Linked DNA regions of Homo sapiens: region 2 is linked to region 1. The links are chromatin contacts, found by Hi-C in ENCODE. All regions are on one chromosome and are shown on one strand. Each heading gives the region's core, a stretch centred on a gene start or an enhancer-like site at or near the end of the contact. The rest is flanking DNA. Distances are from core to core; before and after follow the strand shown. Region 1 has its middle 24 kb from the start of LINC02061. Region 2 overlaps TARS1-DT (TARS1 divergent transcript).

Region 1 (6,362 bases), core at 1,839-4,338:
TGGAATATGTAGCTTATTGTGTAATACTGTAAGATACCACTGAGGTGTTTACAAATACAAGAATTAAATTCTCGTTCAGAATGCTGATGTTTTCTGGAAAAGGAAATGCTGTTAAACCACAAGCATGCTACCATCTTTCCATCGTGTGGTCCCTTCCCTCTTGGAACCTTGGAGCATGTGCTGTATTTTGTTCAAACTATCACTGTTTGTTGAGATGCCTTTTTTCCCCAGGGTGGTCAGTCTTTGGGAGAACTTGCATTAGTTCGTGGATATTTTAAGTTTTAATGAGCACTCAGCATACAGCAATATTACTCCAGGGGCTGGGGAATTGCTTTCTTTTATTTACATATTACTTATTAGATTTCATTTAGGAAACAGTAGTGTCTGTAAGTAATTATCTCCCACCCCCAATGTTATAAAAAATAATAACCAGGTCCTTCGAAGTTAATGTTAGTAAGACAGTGTCCTGCGGGGAGGAGCAGCTGGATCTCATAGCCTGGTGTTTGTCCCCCAAGGCTCGCGGTCCTGTGGAGGATCTCATGTGCAGTCCTGCCACTGCCTCCACCCTGGGTGGAGTAGGGATGGGAGTGGGGACTATCATTTCCTTTTGAATAAAGCTGATTTAAACAGAGAAGCACGGGTCTTTCACTAATGCCTTAGAGCCCAGCCCAGCCAAGGCTCTGTTATTCAGGAGAGGCTTTCCTCAAAGCTATGGAATGACCAAAGGCAGAGACTTACTGATGGCACCAGGGAGCACAGTAGCCTTTGGACAAATCTTCCCTGTTTATGGTTCACTGGTGAGAGCTTCCTCACTCCTCAGTTCCTGTGATGTTGAAGATACCTGAACCTGCCAAGTTCTAGCCTGAGAGAATGCCTGAGCTCCCTCTCCCTAGTTCCCGTTCTCCGCCTAGCTGGTTACACCAGCTGTGACCACCCACCCCTCTCAGAGTAGGCCATAGTTGGCCATGGAGGCAGAACTCCAGCATGACAAACATGCCAGAATGTCCCTGGACATTTAGTAACATGACAGCCCCTTCCCAGGAGTCATCACTACCTTGTACCATCGATGTGGCTAAGGGGTGAGTCACGTGTGTCTTTCCAGCGTTTGAGATTAAGTATGCTAGGCCCTGTTTGTGGAATACGTAGTTCACGTGTCACCTTTTTATCTGGGCCCTAGGTGATCTTTCCTTTCAACATCAGCCTATTCCCTCTTGCATCCTTCTTCCCACATGACAGACATCCAGTGCCTCCAATAATGACATCAAAAGGGATGAGACTGAAAAACAGATCAGAACTTGCTTGGATAACCTATTTTTCCTAAGCACTAAACAACATTAGACAACATGAAAATCTACCCTAAAACGCCTATAGGCTCACCCATAGTTGCAAGCAATAATGAAAGGTCTAAAAATATTTACACTTAGATATTATGAATATTCAATCTTTGTAACATTTTTTTTTAAATTCTGTTTTCATACTTGCATTTTTATCTACCAAATAAAAATCGATAGAAAATGTTTTAGTTCATGAAAGAGAAACTTGGCCAAAAAAAAAACAAGTTCTCATTAATTTTTGTAAACCAACTGAAGCTATAATTCTCAGCCTCCTGCTGTCACTCTTTACAGCAGGTCCTCAGTCTGAGGTCTGGGGAGACAATGCTGGTTTCCAATCCAGTTCCTGACTCTCAGTGCTCAGGATCTGCTTTGCACATTCCCTTTGAAGAACTTAGACCCACTCTCTGAAAGAGAAAACTACAGAAACACGATAGACGAGACCCCGGGCAAGGCCGAGGTGATGGGAAGGTGCGGGAAAGGCAATGAGTGGGGAGGGGATAGGATACAAAAGGATAGGCCAGGAAGACAGAGGAAGAAAAGCCTGATCAAACAGATAACATTGTTTTATAGGGAGAGGACATTAATCTTGGAGATATACGATAAATCCTTTCATATGTAGTATAAGAACAATGATGACAGCAAAAGCCAGGAAGGCAGACTCAGTTTTTCTTTGAGTGTTTAATTTCCATGGTTCCAGTTTGGTGTATTTGAGCACGATGATAGCTGTGAGCAAAATCTTCTCAATTCACTGATGTCTTGGAATTAAAACAAGCCTCTGCATCATTCTTTCACCCAGTAAGCATTTGTCAAGGTCCACTTGTGAGCATAGTGCACCAGAGAGGTCCTGAGGGATTGAAGAGAGGCAAGTGACGCTCTCCCCGCTCCAAAAGGTTTATGGTCAGGACCTCTGCTGGGATGAACAGTTCCTTGAAGGAGCCCACAGCAGGTGGTTTAGCTTAGTGGCCTTGGTAGGGAGAAGGGCAGCTGTGCAGTTAGGAATGAATTGGGGTTGTGTGTCTTGCAGGACCTGAGCTGCTGGGTGGTTTACAGCTATATGAAATTGTACGTGAAGGGGAAAATATGGCGGTGTGGATTCCTGGCTTCTGCAGGAAATAGCCAGAAAGCAAGTTATTTAGATGACTCAATGAAAACAAGAAATGGAAACTCATGCTTCTTGATTAAATGTGGCTTATTCACAGGGGGATGAGGCAAGGAGAGGAGAGAAAGGGGAGAAAAGCATGCATGTGCACATCAGTGCAAGCACATGAGTCTAAAAGGCAGATGGGATTGCCTGGAAAGGGAAAACCTCAAGGTGAATGCATCAGAATGGCCTGATGATTACAGAAAAGTTCTAACACGATGCCTAATGAATCTACAGTACCTCTCTGGGAAAGACTCAGAGGACTTTGTGAGGTTATGAAATTAATTTGTATTAAGTGTGTATAACACTCTAAAACACATTCCAACCTCAATGATCTCTCTTCTGCTATTAATTTATTCCAGCTCTTACTAAACTATCCATGGGAATCCTCCCATCCCCCGTTTAACAATTCTTTGAATCCTCAGGCTTAGCTAATTCTTATTTGATCTGCAAGGTGGCGGTGTGTAACAGTCAGTAGATGCCACTGTCTAATAGTGAAGGTGTCCACTCAACAAGCTTGTAGGTCAGAAGCTTCAGGTTCCCTTTGATGGATTAGCTCCCTGCTTGGTCGGCTGTGTAAGGTCTCAAGTCTGTGCATAGTATTTACTTAAGTCAGTGATGTAGCCACCTCTCCATTTCAGAGATGACGTTAGTGATGTGATTTGCCCTGGGTCTGTGATCATTGCTTTCACCGGCCTCTGGCTGCAGCACATTGCCTCATGCACTAAGAAGCCACAGTTGCCCTTCAAGGCTGATTCAATGGCATTTCATGGTATCTAACCCTGGCCCACTGCCCTCTGGACTTAGATCTTCAGGTTGTGTCCAAAATCTTAGCTCGGAAGATGGAGACAGGATCAGGTACCACATGGTCTTGAGTGTAGGAGCCAGTCTGAATGTGTCCTGTCACTTGATAGCAGACAGACACTCTTCATCAGCTACTCAGGACTCCAGGCGCCAGGAAGTAAGTTGAGGTCAGGGAGTTTGTTTTATCTACTGATTTGGAAAAATATTTAGCCTCCCTGGAACAGAGATGTACATTCCGTGTGCCTGAAGCCATGAAATTTGGCAAGTCTCATATCAGATACCTAAAACTGTTATGCAACTCAGTCTAATTTACATTGTAAGGCTGCCAGAGGGAACTAGATTTCTCCCTTGGTCTAAACGTCCCCTCTGACAATTCTAAGGGCCCAACAATTGATATCAATCAATCAACAATAATAATAATAATAATAGTAATAATGATATACCTTGCCCATATTTGACCTACAGTTCAAGGCCCATAGCTTTGGATAATCAGAAGTTAGAATTTGGCTCAGAGGGACATGTGAGTGACTTATGCAATACTTTGGCCATTTTACAAATGAAGACAAAGGTGTCTGACAGTGTGAATTAGAATGAAAACATCTCCCAAGCTAGCGTTTCTTCCACAATGGGCTCTTGCTGCAGAAAAGAAAAGCTATCTTTCTTGTCATTTTTCACCAAAGAGGCCATTGCATGTCTGATAATTTTTCTTCAAAATTGTTTCTTTTTATATTTAAATGCTTATTTTTTCCTAGCCGCTAGACCACCAGGGAAAAATTGTTTTCAAAAACCTTAATTCTGCTACTTAATTTTGCATGGTATATGTGAATCTGCAAAGGCAAGCACTTCAAACTGTGCTGTCTGGGGAAATAACACTTGCAATGGAAAGGCAAACTCAAAATCAGTGTGTCTAGCACTTACCTTTCAAATGATTAATGGTAATTGTGGTGTGTGTATGTATATGGGTGCAGAACTGTCAAAGAGCATCCATTTTAGATTAAACAGCTCTGGGTTCAACTTGAGGCTCAGCAAATTCTTCAGTTTTCTTATCTGGATTTTCTGTTCAACACACCAAAGTGTATTCTGTGAAATGTTAGTTTTGCAGAATAGGAAAAAAAGATCACAAGAAAAAAGGAAATCACAGTTAAATAAAAGAAGTTCAACTGGCTTTTTAACCATAGGGTCGCTCAGAGGCTTTAAGATATTAAAATACAATGTGACTCTCAAAGAAGGAACAACATATAAATTAAAATGCAATGAATATCCAAGAGTTTCTCAAACTTACCTGATTATGGACATTTTTTTTTTCATAGAGCCACTCATGAAACTGATGAATTTAGGGAAATCCTACATTCCTCCGGACTTGGGTTGCAAGTAATGAGACCAAACACTAGCTTAGGCAAAAAGAGAAAACCATTTGCTCCGGTCACCAAATCAAAGTCAGGACAAGGGTAGAGATAGCCTCCTGGACAACTGGAGCAGCTGATAATAATTAATATTTATTGTGAGACAACCATGTGCCAGGCACTGTTCAGCATGCTTCTCATGCATTAATTCATTCAATCCTCACAACAGTTCCATGAGCTAAGTACTATCATTATCTTTTACAGAAGAGGAAACTCAGGTTCAAAGAGGTTCAGTTTCCCAAGGTTACCTAGGCAGTCTGACTCTGAGCCCACACTTGGAACCACTGACCTTATGCTTCTCCAGGGACTTAAATGCTGTCAAAGTTTATTTTTCCTGCATGACTCTTGCGTCCTTGGGTCTATTTAATTCTCTTCAACCAGCTTTCCCCATGAGACAGAGACCTGGCTCCCGCCTGTCAGCCTGCCCCCTACCTCCTTCCCGGGAAAGGGCTCCTCTTCCAATTCCTATTAAAAACATTCTGGGCTGGGTGCGGTGGCTGATGCCTATAATCCCAGCAGTTTGGGAGGCCAAAGCAGGTGGATCTTTTGAGGTCAGGAGTTAGAGACCAGCTTCTACTAAAAATACAAAAACAAAAACAAAAACAAAAAATTAGCTGGGCATGGTGGTGCGTGCCTGTAGTCTTAGCTACTCAGGAGGCTGAGGTGGGAGAATTGCTTGATCCTGGAGGCAGAGGTTGCAGTGAGCTGAGATCGCACCACTGTGCTCCTCCAGCCTGGGTGACGGACCGAGACTCCATCTCAAAAAACAACAGAACATTCTGGAGAAGATCTATGATTAGCTCCTGACTTGAGGTCATGTGCCCAATCTTGGGCCAGTCACTAGGGTGGAGGGGCGGGTGGGGTGTTCTCGTCAGCTCAGCTTACATACCATTATTGTGGCCAGGAGAGCAGTGAACTATGATGGCCACTTCCACTATATCAGCATGGTCATAATAGGGTGACCATTATGTGATAGGGGGCACTTCTTTGAAAGAAAGAAGGTATGTTTTCCAGAAGAGGTGGCCAAGGACACTGGTATTCTGAACTGTCACACACCTGGGGATTTTAGAAACCAATGGGATATGTGTGTGGAGCTGCCAGCATGGTTCCTGGCGTTGCAATAGGCTGTTGATTCATCGTGGCTCCTCTTCTATTCAGGTTGCAAAAGAGAAAGATTTTAATGTGCAAATGCTTAACTAAGCAGGCAAAATAAACAGCTAGGAAGGCTGCTTTGTAAAACAAGTCCCACAGTTAAAAAAAGACAGCCAGGTCAAGGTCTAGGTCTGACAGGTCAGGCCAAGCTGGCAGACAAACAAAACAAGATCAGGGAATGGGGTAGCAAGATCCAAATTTATCATAAAGCATAGACTTGTTCAAGGAACAGGCCAGGGTCAACATCAGAGGTCCAATTTGAGTGAGACGGTGTGGGCAGAGGTCCAACCAGGCAGACCGGCCAGCCCACAGCAAGGTCTGGAGGGGCCCACTCGGGCTGGAGTGCAGGATCCCAGCAGGGTAGAGGTTAGGGAGCCATCCTCAGAGGCAGAACAGGGAGACAGAGAACAGTGCCTCAGATTCCAAGATAAGGAAGCAAGTGTGACCAAATTAAGTTAGGAGTTGTCTGTGGAGCCACATGATGCCAGAGAGAATTTCTTCCAAGCCCTAGAAGAGAAATTTAATATG
Region 2 (6,364 bases), core at 592-3,091, 780 kb after region 1:
TAAAACATCCCACCCAACAACAGCAGAATACACAGTCTTTATAACTACGCATACACTAGTTAGCAAGACAGACTGTATTTTTGTCCTTAAAATAATCTCAATAAATTTGAAAATATTAAATTCATACAAATTACGTTCTCTAGCTGCAATGTAATTTACTTAGAAATCAGTAACAGAAAGGTGTATGGAAATTTTCCAAACATTGTATTGCTTCATTTTGCTTATCTTTATTTTCTAAGTGTCTGATAATAAATGTGCATTTCCTTTCAAGTAAGAGAAAAAACAACAAAAGTTACTATTATTTAAAATATATACCTTGCCTTTAAGAGGCTTACAGTCTAGTTGGAGAAAGAGATGTCTAAATAACATAATACCTGGTGGAAAGGACTAAGCACTCTTGAGGAATGAGGGAGAATTGGTTGGGTCAAGTGTAGTTTCACACCAAAACTGAAACCACTACTCTCTCCAACATCCGGACCATCATCACATTGTTCTATCTGAACAACTGGGCCTACTGTCTTCGCTCATGATGATGTTCTCTCAGGGGATCCTTTATCTCTGACTTCCAACTCCTGCCCCTGGCACCCCAGTGCACCAGACCAGAGTATTGACGTTTGAACCTCAGTTGTGAGCTGAGTTCAAGATCCCTTCCACAAGTGAAGGATGCACCTGAACATTTGCTGCAGTGTCCTTGAACTGCAGGTCAAGGACGATTTCTAGAAGTCCCCTGGAAGTTCCTCTTTTTTTTTTTTTTTTTTTTTTGAGACAGGGTCTTACTGTTACCCAGGCAGGAATGCAGTGGCACTATCACAGTTTACCACAGCCTCAACCTCCCAGACTGAAACTATCCTCCCACCTCAGCCTCCTGAGTAGTTGGGACTATAGGCCTATGCCACCATGCTCAGCTAATTTTATATTATTTGTAGAGATAGGGTCTTACTATGTTACCCAACCTACTCTTGAACTCCTGGGCTCAAGCAATCCTCCCCGTTCAACCTCCTGAAGTGCTGGGATTACAGGCACAAACCACCATGCCAGGCCCCTGGAAATTCCATGCTAGAAGACAACCTGCTAGGAGAGAGAGCATCTCTAAAGCTATTGTATCCCCACTGCCTAGCACACAGTAGTTGCTTAGTAAACATTTGCTAATTGTGTCATGGATATATTGAGAATAAAAGCATGAGCCCAAGATTGTTTTGGTCGACTGGTTATTGCTGGGATATTTATAGACAAAGCCTCTTTCCAGTGTTTTCCACCAAACTTTCCTGTAGTGCTGAGCAGGGCTGAGCAAGCCAAGCAATGAGGAGATTGGTCCAAATTCTTCAACTCTTTCTCAGCATTCTGGATTCACTAAAACCCCAAACACATTTCTATCTGGCAATTTCGTCTTTCATTTTTCAACCCCAGTGAGTTTCCAACAAAATTGAATCTCTGTTGCAAATCTGTTTGTGTTCCACTCCATCCAAATGCCAGAACCATCTATTTCAAGTTAGAAGCCTCCAAAGGCTCATGCCTGAGTAAAGGATAGCTGGGAATCCCAATTTACTCTCAAACAAACTAAAAGTAAAAAAGCTAAGAGTAGATAGAGAATGTATTGCATAATGAAATCCAAACTGTGAGTACTAATTTGTGATGCAGAAAAATGGACACTGATTTAGGACTGAGATGCTGAGCCCAGAATCTGATTTTATTTCTTGATTAATTAAGGTATGTCACTTGGCCTTCTTGGCCTCAGTTTCCCCCCATCTTGTCTAGGGAAGCTGATTCTTTTATGGGAATCAATAAGTTCCCTTCAGCTTTAGTGTTCTGTGATTTTGCAATGCTGCTTTACAGATGCTCAGGGCCCTATCCCTTGGCAAGCTGCCTCCTCTGTCCCTGTCTTGTCTCATTGCTTGTCAGTGTGTGCTAAAACAATAAACGACTGGTTGGTTGCAAGAAAAGTATGCGTTGGATCAAGCAGATGTATCTGCTCTCTGCCCTCTGGAGAGAACATAGAAGGCTTTGATGTTGTCTGAATGGGTTCCACATTTTGACCTAGGGACCCTTCAATTCTAAGTAGGCCCCATTGACAAAATATGAAACAATTATTTACAATTAAAGAAGCATTCCATACCAAACCTGCCACCATCGTTTTATTTTAAAAAGAAAAAAAGCGTAATTCCAAAGATCAAATTTCTAATCCTGAAAATGGAAAAAAAGGAGGGGTGTTGGGGGGATGCCTGGAACCTGGTTTTCATGTACTGTTCAAGTTTAATATGAGGAAATGAGTCGGCTAAGTGAGGCAGCCAGTCTCCATGTTACCATGGAGCTAAATGGATTCTTGGTGTGTATCTGTGACATGAAACACATAGCCCCCATGGCACCCAACAGTCTGCTCATCCTTGGTCTCAAACCCAACCCTTTCTTTGGGCTGGAAGTTTTTGGTGGCCCATGCAAGTGGTTACGTACAGGACGCAGCACAATTTCAGTCACATGAAAATTGTTACCTCCCTTCCTCTTCCCTGAATGTGATTTTAAAATTATCCAGAGGCCTGTCTTCCACATTCACCCAACTTCTATAGAGTAAAACAGCATTTTCTGAAATGTGGTCTGTGGAACTTACATCCTGACAAATAAATAAAGTGATACATTTACTAACACGTTTGAGATGTGCTGCATAATATCTCCTTCTCTTGAAGTTTACTTAGCATATCAAAGGCTCTGAGAAGTTCCATGCACAGTAAATAGTGGTTTTGACACTGGTCAGGAAGAGCAAAGACTACTGGGCCAAAGGAACATTTCATGTCTCTGTATATAGTGTTCATATTTTCTGATCCCAAAGTTCCTCCCCAACATATCTTCCCCCACCAAAATCACCAGTTGGAAATTACCTTTCCTCCTCTGAACTACAAGAACACTTATTTGCATCTTATTTGCATAAACTTTTTAAAAATTATTTTTTGTATTAGATATATACACAGATATGTCTTATCTGTCCCATTTGCCTGTATGCTCCTAGAGAACAGAATCCTTGTTCCTTAGTCTTTATCTATCATAGAAGATTGTACATGAGAGGCTGGGTGCGGTGGCTCACACCTGTAATCCCAATGCTTTCAGAGGCCGAGGTGGGTAGATCACTTGAGGTCAGGAGTTCGAGATCAGCCTGGGCAACATGGCAAAACCCTGTCTCTACAAAAAATACAAAACTTAGCCGAGTATGGTGGTGCGTACCTGTAATCCCAGCTATTTGGGAGGCTGAGGCAGGAAAACTGCTTGAACTTGGGAGGTGGAGGTTGTGGTAAGTCTAGATTCCGCCACTGCACTCTGGCCTCAGTGACACAGTGAGTCTCTGCTAAAAAATAAATAAATAAATAAATAAAAAAGATTGTACATGAGAGCAATCTATACATGTTTAGTTCCTTGACTGAATGATAGACGGATTGAATGGATCAATCAATCTAGGAACTGGCAGCTTTTAAATATCTATACCATCTTTGGCAAATAACAATGAAATCTTCGGCTGGGTGCAGTGGCTCATGCTTGTAATCCTAGCACTTTGGGAGGCCGAGATGGGTGGATCACTTGAGGTCAGGAGTTTAAGACCAGCCTGGCCAATGTGGTGAAACCTCCTCTCTACTAAAAATACAAAAATTAGCTGGGCATAGTGGCATGCGCCTGTAATTTTACCTACTTGGGAGGCTGACACAGGAGAATTGCTTGAACCCAGGCGGTGGAGGTTGCAGTGAGCAGAGATTGTGTCATTGCACTCCAGCATGGGCAACAGAGCAAGACTGTCTCAAAAAAAGAAAAGAAAAAGAAAAAAAATTAAATCTTTAAATAAATTTTAAAAACCCATGCTATACTCAAAGCTGAAGTTTGGAAAGTTAAAATATTAACAGTGACTGTGTAAGCATCATATGTCTCCCCTTTCCTTCTCTCTTCACTCACTAATTCAGTTTCTGAGAAACAGTATATCATCACTCTTTCATCTTCGCATCTGGAAATGTGCTTCAGGTATTCATACAACTTATTTATCATAATTAAACTTGACTTCAGAAGAAAATGTCAATTTCAGAGAGTCCATTAGGGTGGGATTATATTACTGTTTATGAATAACATTTTGTAGGCTCAATGTACAGAAAACTATATAGTGTTATAGGCTCTAATTCTGAAACTTATTGGTTAGAATGGTGATTGTTCTGGTTAATTGAATATTCTAATTATTAAAAAATTACAAAATAAAAGCTCTACATACATTATCAATTTTCAAATAATTTTAGTTCCATAAAATGTACCTAACAGTAATGTTAAGCTGAAAGGATTAGATCAGTTTTGGAGAACATGAGAAACAAGCATTGATCTCTAGAAAACAAATACAAATAAGACAAAAATCTCCACCATCAATAGGCTTATTATATAGTAGAATTTCTCAAGCCTGGTACTATTAATATTTTAAACTACATAATTCTTTGTTGTAGGGTGCAGTCCCATACATTGCAGGATGTTAAACAACATCCCTGGCCCCTACCTTCTAGATGCCAGTGATACTTCCCCAGTAGTGACAATCAAAACAATGTCTGGTCATTGCCACATATGTCTCCTGTGGAATAAAATTGCCCCAGTTGAGAACCTCTGTAATGAAGAAAAAGATACTTAAAATTTTAACAGGAGTTCAGAGTCATCTTCTGACCACGAATTCTAATTTTACAGTTTGATATGATTTGGCTCTGTGTCCCCACCGAAATCTCACCTTGAAATGTAATAATCCTCATGTGCCAAGGGTGGGGCCAGGTGGAGATAATTGATCATAAGGGAGGTTTCCCCCATACTGTTCTCATGATAGTGAGTGAGTTCTCACAAGATCTGATTGTTTTATAATCATCTGTCATTTCCCCTGCTGGTATATTCTCTTTGCCTATTGCCATCCATGTAAGACATGACTTGTTCCTCCTTGTCTTCTGCCATGATTGTGAGGCCTCCCCAGCCTCCCAATTGTGGAACTGTAAGTCCATTAAACCTCTTTTTCTTCCCAGTCTCAGGTATGCTTCTGTCTGCAGTGTAAAAACAGACTAATACACAGTTCCATTGGATGTAGGAAATATAGGAAACCTTGGGCTAATTTTAGAATGAGTCTAAAACATAGCAATAAATGTTTGACGTTATATTTCCTATTCATAGGAGAATAAAAAACTAAAATATTTGCACTTTCTGTGGATCTGAATCAGCCACTAGGTATTCACTTTTTGTGCTCTTCTTTGCACCCAGCTTTCAGTTAGGAATGAAGAAGGTAGAAATCTCAGTTACAGTCCTATGTGCAATTCAAATCTACTTGAGCAGCAGAGGTAATGGAATTAAACTAAAAGCCATCTTAGAGATAACTTACCTACTCCTATATTTTTATATGAAAAAATAAGATCCCCCAAATCGAAAAGGCGATATAACCTAAAAACATTTAGTAAATGGACTTTGAACTAAAACAAAAATATCTTGACTCCCAGGCAATGGCTTTGACCAATAATAAATATTTGCTATCTGCCAAATAATGTGAGACAGACTGTGAGTGCTGGAGGTGTTCAGAGTGAAAGGAAACTTGAGGTGGGTGGGAATAGTTAGAGACAGAAACAAAGAAGAGGAGGGACTGAAGCCAGGCTCTGAAGAGCACAGGCAGCTTCAGGAAAAGGGTCTGGAGGGCCATTCTGGTATCTTTCCCATGGCCCTAATGCCAACTTGGGAATAATATGAGAGGACACAGAGCAGCAGAAAAGTGGCTGATATGAACCAGGAACTAAGTTCATGTTGGGAAAGAAGGAAAAGACGATTTGGGATAGCTTTCAAAATCATTCTGAGGAATCCCAGATGACTTTCTTTTCTGAGTACTGTCCTCACTTTTGCTCTATTCAAAGTGCCCCACTGGCCCAGAGAGGACCCATGGGAGCAGCTTTGCTGAAGGTGAAAGGCATCCCCAAGTCTTCAGTCCATGAAACACATCGACTTTATGGTTCAGATTATGAAACCACACTTCAAAGTCCTAGGAACAGAAAAAATTGTTGTGCTTCTAAAACGGAAACTTTTATCACTTTTCTCCCTTTAGTATTAACCTTGAAAATCAAAATGGACTTGATTCCTTTTGTCTTGCATAAGTTAAATTTTCCTTCTGTATCAAGGGATAAATCTAGCATCAGTAAATAGATTACATAAATCACAAAAAAATGAACGTGACTATATGAGCCAAGAAATTGAATTAATCCAATACCAAAACAAACAAACAAAAATACATTTAAAAACCTAAAACAAAAAAATGTCATCAAAACCTAGAAAAGATCTTGAAACATCTGGTATTATTACTACAACTATTATTTCCAAGGTAAATGAGATAGGGTTATCC

The links. Hi-C counts contacts between places; a loop is a spot of excess contacts on that map. Pooled maps may share reads with other maps.
Region 2: a loop to region 1 is called in a map of K562, with 2.6 times the contacts of the local background. The contact joins two enhancer-like sites. A Hi-C loop is called at or near these places in 11 of 168 maps with a recorded cell type or tissue (A673, Caco-2, Calu3 and 8 more), 13 of 37 single-sample maps with no recorded cell type and 18 of 50 pooled maps.

What each region holds. Positions count from the first base shown.
Region 1 is chr5:32,625,168-32,631,529 of GRCh38, forward strand. No RefSeq gene overlaps it. Among named protein-coding and RNA genes, the nearest start is that of LINC02061, 24 kb to the right of the region's middle. Within about 2 kb of position 3,089, at least 3 of the 41 ENCODE cell types and tissues checked have a DNase peak (open chromatin) inside an H3K27ac peak, as active enhancers do.
Region 2 is chr5:33,407,715-33,414,078 of GRCh38, forward strand. It overlaps TARS1-DT (TARS1 divergent transcript), which reads right to left. Exons shown (of 3, transcript XR_001742630.2): 3 at 208-3,331. Among named protein-coding and RNA genes, the nearest start is that of TARS1-DT, 30 kb to the right of the region's middle. Within about 2 kb of position 1,842, at least 3 of the 41 ENCODE cell types and tissues checked have a DNase peak (open chromatin) inside an H3K27ac peak, as active enhancers do.